Linked DNA regions of Mus musculus: region 2 is linked to region 1. Evidence: chromatin contacts called from ENCODE Hi-C data. All regions are on one chromosome and are shown on one strand. The core of a region is the stretch at or near the end of the contact, and the rest is flanking DNA. Distances in the headings are between cores, read along the strand shown.

Region 1 (5,453 bases), core at 1,521-4,020:
AAAGTATCAAAGACCTAGAAGGTGAAACACTGTCAGTACTCATTGAGGGTGACCTTATCCAAAATACCCAACACTGGAGAAAGGGAACTAGAAGAGTCGACCTCCAGTAGATAGACAGGGCCTCAAGTAGAGGGATAAGGTTCCTAACCCACAGTCAAAATTCCTGACCCAGAAATGTTCCTGTCTAAAAGAACTGTAGGGACAAAAATGGAGATAAGACTGAAGGACAGGTGGACCAATGACTGACCCAACTCAGGACCCATCTCATGGTGGGGCACCAAACCCTGACACTACTATGCTATGATGTGCTTACAGATGGGAGCATGACATGGCTGTCATCTGAGAGGCCCTACCAGCAGCTAACCAAGGCAGAAGCAGACACTTAAACTCATCATTGGACTGAAGTCAGGAACCCCTATGGTTGATTTAGGGCAAGGAATGAAGAAGCTGAAAGGGAGAGTGACTACATAGGAAGACCAACAGCCTCAACTAACCCAGATCCTAGGGAGCTCCTAGAGACTGACTCACCAACCAGAAGCATACATGGGCTGGTCAGAGGCCCCTGGCACATATATTGCAGAGGTCTGGCCTCAGTAGAAGAAGATGTGCTCAATACTGGAGAGACTTGAGGCCCCAGGGAAGGGGTCACCTGGTGGGGATATAGAACACCCTCTTGGAGCCAAGTGGAGGAGGAATGGGATGAGGAAATTTGGGTTAGGAAACTGAAGTTGACAGCAATAGCTGGAATGTAAAAAAATAAAATAATTTTAAAGCCAAAACAAAACCCCTTTGAAATAAGTGCTGACAATTGAATTTTATTTCATGTATGAAAAATAAAAATAAAAAATAAGAAAAGTTGAAAGGTCTATGGATAAGACTTTCCTGAAATCTCCAAACACATTTTCTCTTTTCCTTTTACTGTTAATAGTAACAAGTCCCCAAAGAAAGGGATAAGGTGGACCAATTGGCTAATTCGGAGCTGTGTGAATTGAGCCCCCAAGGTCACACAATTGAAGTAATTAGCCAGTGCCTTCAGATTTGTACTTTGCCAGGCTTTAATGTCTCTTACAACTTTTAGGCACCTTCATTGGCTTGAGCCTGCATTTTTTTTCAAGATCTGAATATATAAGCCATGGCTTCTGTGATTATCAGGAAGAAAAGAAGCAGTTGGTAATGTCCCTGCAGAGACACAGCCTAGGCCAGTAAGTGCTAATGGAGATGGTGGAAGGGTAGAGAGACTGTCAAGGTCATTGTTTCATTGTCCTCAAGAGGTATGAGTGTTGGGATGGAGTGGAGGATACAAGCATGCAAAGATTCTGCTCCAAGGGCTGAGCTGATTTTTGGAACTGGGATGAATTCTAGGAACTTTCAGAGTCTGCTTTCTTTCCACACTGGTTATCAGTCCTGTAGGCATCTCCCCCATACCATTAAGCAAAGGATCTTGTTTTAGCAGTGAGGATTGGTACAAAGTACTTTCAACTAGATTGCAAACCTTCTGGAAGACTCCAAGTGCTGTATTTCTCATATGTGTATGTAAGAATTTATGATCATAAAAAGGATGTGATATCATATTAAAAATAGCAAAGGTGATCTCAGGCATTGGATATTTTCATAGGATTGTATGTGGCTAATACAACATTCTATAAAGTAAGTTCATTATTGTTTAATTATTTCAGCTGTGTTTCTCACCAGTGCCTTATGCCAAGGCACTTTAGGGTTAAATGCACATCCATCAAAATGGAAGTCCACCAGAGTCAAAGTTAGTGTATCAGAAGCTGTGAGTTTGAGTAAGCCCTTATTATCAAGAATTCGTGGAATAAAAAATCAAATAATTAAAAAAAAAACTCCATGAGTGAAACTAGAAATTTTCTCTGTGATTATGAACTATGCTATTTTGAATCTCAGCAATGTGATCTTTAGTCTTACAGAAGTTTTATCAATAGCCAATTCTTACACTATCTTAGATTAATAGTGTATTTTCGCAGTGTTTTAATTTCCTTTAGTTATAATTGTGTTTTCTCATCATGGAAAGGATCTTTTTCTGTTTTTTCAATTATATTTCTGTTTGTATTATTTTGTGATCAAAGTATGGCTTATATATCGTTTTTGGTCTTGTACACCTTTACTAATGTAAGTGAGTGTAGAAAGAGATGGCTAACACATGTCAGTGGAAGATGAGTTTGTTTCTATGCCTTTAGACTAGTGTTGCTTATATCCTTGGTCAGATAAGCTTCCTTTTTTAGACTCACACTGGCTCAAGTGCTGAGAACAAGAACAAGTAACTGTTAAGTGTTCAGCTCTAAGTGGGACATCTATGCCACATTACCCATGATCTAGGGAAGCATCAAATAAAATCAGGTGAAAAGAGTAAAAAAAAAAAAAAAAAAAAAAAAAAAAACTGGAGAATAGGGAGAAATCTGTGAATGTTGTCTCCTGGATATGGCATGGCTATTACATGCATGCTTATATAGAAGCTGTGACCACCTATACATGACCTATACAAAAGTATGAAAGAAGAGAACTAGATGGTATCAGAAGGATGTCACCATAACTGAGATGGGGATTGATGGGGGTAATGGGAGAATATAATCATAATATATTGTATATATGTATGGAATTGTCAAAAATTAAGTCAAAAAGGAATAGTGAGATTGCAGAAGATCAGTAATTTTGCCAAAAATGTAGTCATTTGATCATTTCACAAGACAGTTGCTTTAATCCAAAATACAGTGTCGAGTGATAGTAAACTTCTGTCATTTTTATTAACACTATGTTCATTTTCAAAAGCTGTTCAAACAATATAGAACTTCAAAACCTAACACTAGTCTCAGAATTCCATCTCATGAGAATCTCTGATGATCCAGAACTGCAGCCCATTCTCTTCGGGTTATTTCTGTCTATGTACCTGGTTACAGTGCTTGGTAACCTGATCATCATCCTGGCTGTCAACTCTGACTCCAACCTCCACACTCCCATGTACTTCTTCCTCTGCAATCTGTCCTTGGCTGACATCTGTTTTATCTCTACCACAGTCCCAAAGATGATTGTGAACATCCAAACTCACAGCAAAGAGATAATCTATGTGGGATGCCTTACACAGATGTCATTTTTGATCCTTTTTGGATGTATGGATGGCTTGCTTCTGACTGTGATGGCCTATGATAGATTTGTGGCTGTCTGTCACCCACTGCATTACTCACTCATCATGAATCCTCGCCTCTGTGGCTCTTTAGTTTGCCTGTCTCTTTTGATTAGTCTTGTGGATTCTCAGGCACACAATCTCATTGCCTTACAAATCATCTACTTCAAGGATGTAAAAATTTCAAATTTCTTCTGTGACCCTGCACAACTCCTTAATCTTGCCTGTTTTAACACATTCATTAATAACATAGTCATGTATTTTGTTGGTGCTATATCTGGTTTACTTCCTATATCTGGAATTTTCTTCTCTTATTATAAAATTGTTTTCTCCATTCTGAAAATACCATCGAAAGGTGGGAGGTATAAAGCCTTCTCTACCTGTGGGTCTCATCTGTCAGTTGTTTGTTTATTTTATGGAACAGCCATTGGAGTATATCTTGGTTCAGCTGTATCACATTCTCCCAGAAGTACTGCAGTGGCCTCACTGATATACACTGTGGTCACTCCTATGCTAAATCCTTTCATCTATAGCTTGAGGAACAAGGACATTAAAAGAGCAGTGAAGAGACTTCACAGAAGAATGTTGTAATAGTAGGGCCTGTGGCACCCATTTAGAGTGTGGGTTTGTAATTACAGCAGGGGAAAAGCATCTAGATCCATGCATCCAGTTACAATAGTTTTTGGGTTTGATGACTCACAGAAAGGGACCTATCATAACTAACCTCCAAAAGACCCAACAAGCAGCTGAAAGAGTCAGATACAGATGTTTGCACCCAAACAATGGATGGAAGCAGCTGACCCCTGTTGTTGAATTAGGGAAGGCTGAAAGAAGCTGAGGAGGAGATGGCAAAATATTGATTTGCAAAATTTCAACTTAGGAAGAGCATAATTATATTCTTTGTTAAGAAGGGAATCCTGGAAACTTCATTCAATCCTCTCACACTAGTTCTGCTTTTCACAGAAGCTCTCTACATGATAGCAGAAAATATATGTCCCTATAAAGTATGTGCTAGTAATTTCAAAGCACTATGAAAGTGATGATAAATATATAAAGAGGGTGCTTATGACTGCAACGTCATGAAGGATTTATTGTTTTCATTTTAACTCTGGAGACTGAACCTAGGCAAGCACTCTGCCATGGAGCTAAATCCCAAACCCAAAAGCATTCTAGATAAAAGGCGCCTCATAATCTGACCAATGTGTCCTACATGTTGCTCATAATTTTGCATGTATAGTCTTCTCAATGTTGTAATACCACGGGTTTTGTTCTTTTACAGGAAACAAAGAGACACTGCAGTTTAATGTAACCTACTCTAGGTGTTTAAGTGGGAATAAATGAAGCCATGTTATAATACAGCCAGATGTGGCTGTGTAGTTTTAATCCCAACATTTGGAGACAGAAGCAGGCTAATCTATGTACACAACCAGTCACAGCTATATAGTAAGACTTTGTTTCAAAAAGCAACCAAATCAAACTAAAACCAAAAGCAAAATAACAACAGCAACAACAACAAAAACAGAGATGTCACAATACAGGATACCTCTCAGAGAGGATTCTGGCCCATTGCTTGTTTATTTATTTGTTGTGTGTATGTGAATGATACACATGCCACAGCAAGTATGCCAAAGGCAACTTGAAGGAGATGGTATTCTTCTTTAGTCATGTGGGTTCAAGGAATTAAACTAAGGTTGTCACACTTGGTGGCAATCTTTATCAGCTGAATCATCTTGTTTACTGCCCCCACCAGATTATCTTTTTGAAAAACCAGCAAGCTCCTTCACTTACCTGTCACTCTAAGAAGAATTCACTTGTTCACTGAGCTTTTATCAAGTGGGAGTCTGTTCCATCATTCAGACAGAAGTGGGTAGTACATACAGGGTAGATGGCTGTAGACCATAGGCTTAGTTCACAGACAGACACATGCATAATAACACATCAAATGTATCTTCTTGATCCCACTCTGGGGTATGCTTGCCGCTGTCCACATCTTTCCTGCTCTTTTAGTATTTCAACTAGTCTGAACAGGATGCCTGAAATAAGGATTTAGTTTTATTTCTTTTAAGGCACCAGGAAGAGTTTAAAGATGTTCTTCCTCTCTTTTAGTATTCGAGATCTTGGGGTTTCTTAAAAAGTTGGTAGTTAGGGTTTGGGTGTATGATTTAGTGAGGTAGTTAGCATGTATCGGTCCCTAGATTTGATCCATAGCACAGGAAAAACGTGTTTAATATTGTGTGTATGTGTGTGTATTATATATGAGTGTATATGTATTCACATGTGCTGGCATGTGTATGCTTTACATGTGTGTGCATGT
Region 2 (5,453 bases), core at 816-3,315, about 91 Mb after region 1:
TCCTCCTCCCCACTAGTTCATTCCTGTTGGTCAGCAATACTTTGTTATTGCGAGACCAAAGCAGGAACAGTATCTTCTGCAGGTGAAGTTTTCTGTTTGTACTTAAAGAATAATTAATTTATTAATTTCTATTTGTAATTAAGAATAAATTCTTGCCAGGCAGTGGTGGCGCATGCCTTTAATCCCAGCATTTGGGAGGCAGAGGCAGGCAGATTTTAGAGTTCGAGGATTAGCCAGGGCTACACAGAGAAACCCTGTCCAAAAAAAGAAAAAAAGAAAAAAGAAAAAAGAAAAAAAGAAAAAAAGAAAGAAAGAAAAAAAGAAAGAATAAATTTTTGTGTCAGGCAGCAGTGGTGGTGCACACCTTTAATTTCAGTACTCAGGAGGCAGAGGCAGGCAGATCTCTGTGAATCTGAGGTCAGCCTGGTCTACAGATCAAGTTCTAAGACAGCCAGGGCTGCACACACCCCACCCCACCCCCACACATGAAATCCTATTTCTTAGACTTGATGTTTTTCAGCCTACACTAAACATATGACCACATACACACGATGAACATCCTTACCCTGTTCCCTCCCTTCCATTGTATCTTCCTAACAATGTGTGTCTTGCCTCTGGGAACACTTTATCTGCCTATAGATCTCCCTTAGATCTCAGTTTAGGGTGAGACAGCTGGCTGGCCAGTCCCAGACACACCCCAAATCCAGCTTGCTTTAATTAAACAATTGTAGAGTTGGTCTTTTCTCCTGGAAATTCTCAAGTTTAACAGTGTGAGTGCAAGGCTGTTTAACCATTCTTCCACGAAAGGATGTCTGGATTTGTATTGATTTTTTTGTAGCAGTAATAATTTGCCACCAGTTTAGTGGCTTGAAACAACCCACCTATATTTTATAACTCTGAGGTCTGAAATCCTAAAACCATGGGAATGGAATTAGGACCTCTGCTCGCTCCGGTCGGTCCGGCTCACTCAGTCTCTGCTTGCTCTGGCCCAAAGATTTATTATTATAAATAAGTACACTGTAGCTGACTTCAGACACACCAGAAGAGGGCATCAAACCTCATTACAGGTGGTTGTGAGCCACCAGGTGGTTGCTGGGATTTGAACTCAGGACCTTTGGAAGAGCAGTCAGTCTCTTTAACCACTGAGGCATCTCTCCAGCCCCCAGATAATCTTCTTATATCAAGAGCCTTAACTTAATCTATTGTGCTTCCATTGGCCGAGTACAGTAACATACTTACTTACAAGTTCCGGGGATTAGAACACGTATGTTTTAGGGAGGCAAAGAGTCTTACTACTGCGTTATTTTTAGCTGCTGGTGAATAAAGATGTTAATACTATAAGCATTTATACAGGTTAATAGAACATAAATCTTTATTTCTTTGGACTAAACATCCAGGAATGTAATTAATGGAGTGTATGGTAATTGCATAATAAACTGCCCGCCTGCTTTTTAGAGTGGCTGTGTTTACATCCCCACCGCAGTATGCAGGCAGTCTTTCTATCTCTGCACCACTGCCAGCATCTGAGATTGTTACAGGTTTGTTTTTGAAAGCCTGATACCGATGTCTCATCGTGGTTTTAGTTTAGATTGTACTGACATGGCTAATGGGTCTTGAAGACCTTGTGGGTGTCGATTTTTCAAAAAGGTAGCAGTGTGCACCCTGTCGCAGTGATTAGGAACCTCAGGTACAACATATCTGCTAAGGAGTTTTACTCTTTTTTTTTTCTTTTTTTTCTTTTTTTTTTTTTTTTTTTTTTTTTTTCCTTTTCTTTTGGTTTTTCGAGACAGGGTTTCTCTGTATAGCCCTGGCTCTCCTGGAACTCACTATGTAGACCAGGCTGGCCTCGAACTCAGAAATCCGCCTGCCTCTGCCTCCCAAGTGCTGGGATTAAAGGCTTGCGCCACCACTGCCCGGCAGAGTTTTAGTTTTGATTGCTTCTGCTGTCTGGGAGTCAGTCGTGGATCAGGTGGAGAGAGTGGAGAACTGGGATCTGGGTGATGCGCTAAATGAAACCACCCGTTTCCTGCAGAACTGTGCGTAGCCTAGGCAACGGCCACGTGGAGGAGGAGGAGGAGGCGCTACAACAGGTTGAGGCCTTGGCGGTGGCATGGCCTTCCAGGGCTGTGACTGCTTCGGCCTTTTGGTCTGGCTCTTGCTGCTTCAGACGCGATTGGGCAAGGCTCGTATGGTTCCAGGGACGCCGTCTCTTTCTCCTCTCCCCTCAGAGAATGGCCTAGATGACTCGGGTGTAAACCCACAAGAGAGGCCACTCACAGGGATGCCTGAGACCTCGTTGCCCCGCAAGCCTGGGGACAGCACGAGGCCCCTTGATTCGATGGCATTTACTCCAGGTCAATCTTTTTCAACCATGAGTCTGTCAAGACAACCGTTTCCAACATGGGTTCCACCCACTTCAGGTGAAGTTTCTGGGCCGGCCCCGCCCCGCCCCGCCCCGCCCCGCCCACCTCCCCCCCGCATTGAACTGGCCTGGACCCGGGGGTTGGGGCTGAGAGGACACACCATTCCCTGATGAGTCTTTGAGATCCACTCACACCTGCCCTGGGATTTTCGGGGGGTCAGAGCTTTGTGCTCCAGGTTGTGAGGATCTGGCGGGTGGTGGAGCGGCAACAGCTTACCTTCAGGCCCTCCCCTCACTAACCTGCTCCAGCTTGTGGCCACAGAACTGCAAGGATAGTTGGTGGAAGGCCTGCGCCAGCGAGGAAGTGGCCGTGGCAGGTGAGCCTGCAGGTCCACAAGCAGCACATCTGTGGTGGCTCCCTCATCAGCAAATGGTGGGTGATTACAGCAGCCCACTGTGTATATGGGTGAGTGCCTGGGAATCTGGGCTTGGGCCCCTGACCAGCCACTATGGCCTGCCCCTCTTGCTTTCTATTTGAAAAAAAGGGGTGCTGGTGGGGGATCCTGCAGAGATGGCTCATGAGTGAAATCCCAGCACTTGGAAGGATTGCTGGGAAATTAGAGGCCAGCTTGGTCTACATAGTGAGTTTCCAGGCCACAGATAAAGACAACCTATGTCAAAACCAATGGGGGTGGGCACAAGATGACACTCCCAGGTTTTGGGGTGTTTTGTGTGTGTGTGTGTGTTTTGTTGTTGTTTTGTTTTTATGAGTTTCAGTTAACACCTGAACACTTGGACTTCTAATACATTCCCAAGTGTTAGTGATCAGATATCCCACTTGGAGAACCATCTGGTGGCTGGCTAGGGAGGTTAGGGGTCCCGGAGAGAACAGGGTTTCAACAGAGGGAGGTTGCTGACAGCCACGTTAGAAAACTGGGGTGGGGCTGGCAAGTGCTTCACTGTGCAGGGGAAGTGTGTAGACCCTTGAGGATCTCTTTGCAGACATCTGGATTATGCAGTGTTCATGGGAGATGCTGACTTGTGGTCCAAAAGGCCAGTCAGGATTCCAGTCCAGGACATCATCGTTCACCAGGATTTCTCCATGATGAGAACAGTTGTTCATGACATCGCCCTTGTTCTGCTGGCCTTCCCTGTGAATTACAGCGTCAACATCCAGCCCGTGTGCATCCCTGAAAAGTCTTTCTTGGTACAACCTGGGACGCTATGCTGGGTGACCGGATGGGGCAAAGTACTTGAACAAGGTGAGCCTAAAGTGAGATTCCAGCAAGTATGGACCAAGGGTCAGACTGCTTAGTAGTCTGGGATTGGTCTACAGGCTAAAGGGAGGGGTGGGGATGAAGGAGGGGGGAGAGGGAAGATATTAAGAGAGAGCAACTGTTGGTGAATTTCTATGGGTTTGAGGACTTAAGTACCAAACAGGGTGGATGCTCACCAGGGTGGATTTTAGCTCAGGGTGTGATGACCTGTCTGGAAGCTAGAAGTACCTACCTTGGCAGGGAGGGGGTTGCTTGTATGAAAGTAGAAGCCAGGGAAGTCAGTGAGTCTATGAGGCAGAGAGTTTCTCAGCCTTTGGGTCTTGACCCCTCTGGAGATCAGATGACCCTTTCACGGGGATCACTTAAGATTATTCCAAACGGTGAAATCACAGTTATGAAGTAGCAATGAAAATAGCCTTATGGTTGGGGTCACCACAATGTGAGGGACTGTATTAAGGGCCATGGCATTAGGAGGGCTGGGAAGTGCTGCTCTATTACTGGGAAGAGTTTAGATTGGTACTTTGGGGTACCACCTGTCCAAGAGGTGCAAGGAAGGATGCCTGACTGATTATCAGTAGCACTGGTGAGAGCGAACCACATACCTGTCATCTCGAAGGCTCCCTCTCTCAGGCTGTTCTTTCTTCTGCTTCTTTGGTTTGGACTTCACAATGTCATATACTCATGGCGGGGTTGGGCCTCGGTTTCTCTCAGAGTCAGATGTGAGTGGTAGCTGATGCTGTTAAGGATTCCTGTGTGTGAGCACTGTATTGAGAGCCAGAGGACGTACAACTGACTCATGCCAGCCTGCTCAATGTAGATCTGCTCTCTCCAAAAATTTTCTCTGTGTAGGTAGGTCGTCGAGAATACTGCAGGAGATTGAGCTGAATATTATCCGTCATGAGAAATGTAACCAGATTCTCAAGGACATCATGGGGAATATATTTACCCTGGTCCAGGAAGGGGGAGTCTGTGGCTATAATGAGAAAGGAGGAGATGCCTGCCAGGTCAGTTCGTGGGTCCCTTGCCACTCTGCCCCGCTGTCTTCCCGTCAGATGTCCCTAAGTCCCAGACATTGGGGCCTGGGTTGTGTCCCAGATCCTCCATTTACTGTTGTTCAGGCTAATGGAATGTCAGGTCAAGCCACCACAGCTCCTGAGCTAGCCTGACAGCATCCTCCAGGAGAAGAAAGCTGATGGCGTCCACAGTGGCTGGGGATGGGATGAATCGGGGAGGCAATAATACGAACTCCACGTTTTCAGGCCCTTCTGTGTGCTTGGGTAGTTTAGTTATTACTTCAGAAAAGGAACATAACATTGGGTTATATTCAGCTAACTTCTTTGAATAGGTAGAACTTTTCATTTGTTTAAAAAAAAAAAAAAAATCCCAAAATCTCATAGGAACCAGGACCAGGACCAGGGGATGCTGGGAGTCTGGTCTGTACCAATCTCTCCAGAGCCTTGGGGTGGAATCTATTGTACCATGAATCAATTTTGCTCCTGTCATTTCTTTCTCTTTCTCTAGGGAGATTCTGGGGGCCCCCTGGTCTGCGAATTTAATAAAACGTGGGTGCAGGTAGGGATCGTGAGCTGGGGTCTTGGCTGTGGCCGAATTGGATACCCTGGAGTTTATACAGAAGTGAGTTACTACAGAGACTGGATCATTAAAGAACTGAGTCGGGCTTCGTGTTGGAAGCTATCAGGCTTCCTCGTCTTAAGCGTGTGTCTGGTGCTTCACCTGGCCATCGTGGTGGCCCTATGATCCCCACAGCCCATGGTCCTCTTGTTTCTGAGCCTTCACTAGCTTCTCCCCTGACC

What was found. Hi-C counts contacts between places; a loop is a spot of excess contacts on that map.
Region 2: a loop to region 1 is called in a map of regulatory T cell, with 115 times the contacts of the local background. The contact joins the promoter of Prss44 here to the promoter of Olfr873 in region 1. A Hi-C loop is called at or near these places in 2 of 37 maps with a recorded cell type or tissue (T-helper 1 cell and regulatory T cell).

Annotation. Positions count from the first base shown.
Region 1 is chr9:20,297,441-20,302,893 of GRCm38, forward strand. Olfr873 (olfactory receptor 873) reads left to right here and starts at 2,771. Exons shown (of 1, transcript NM_146561.1): 1 at 2,771-3,730. The coding sequence starts at 2,771. The coding sequence ends at 3,730.
Region 2 is chr9:110,811,929-110,817,381 of GRCm38, forward strand. It overlaps Prss44 (protease, serine 44), which reads left to right and starts at 2,066. Exons shown (of 5, transcript NM_148940.3): 1 at 2,066-2,420; 2 at 2,672-2,828; 3 at 3,365-3,624; 4 at 4,489-4,643; 5 at 5,161-5,453. The coding sequence starts at 2,111. The coding sequence ends at 5,397.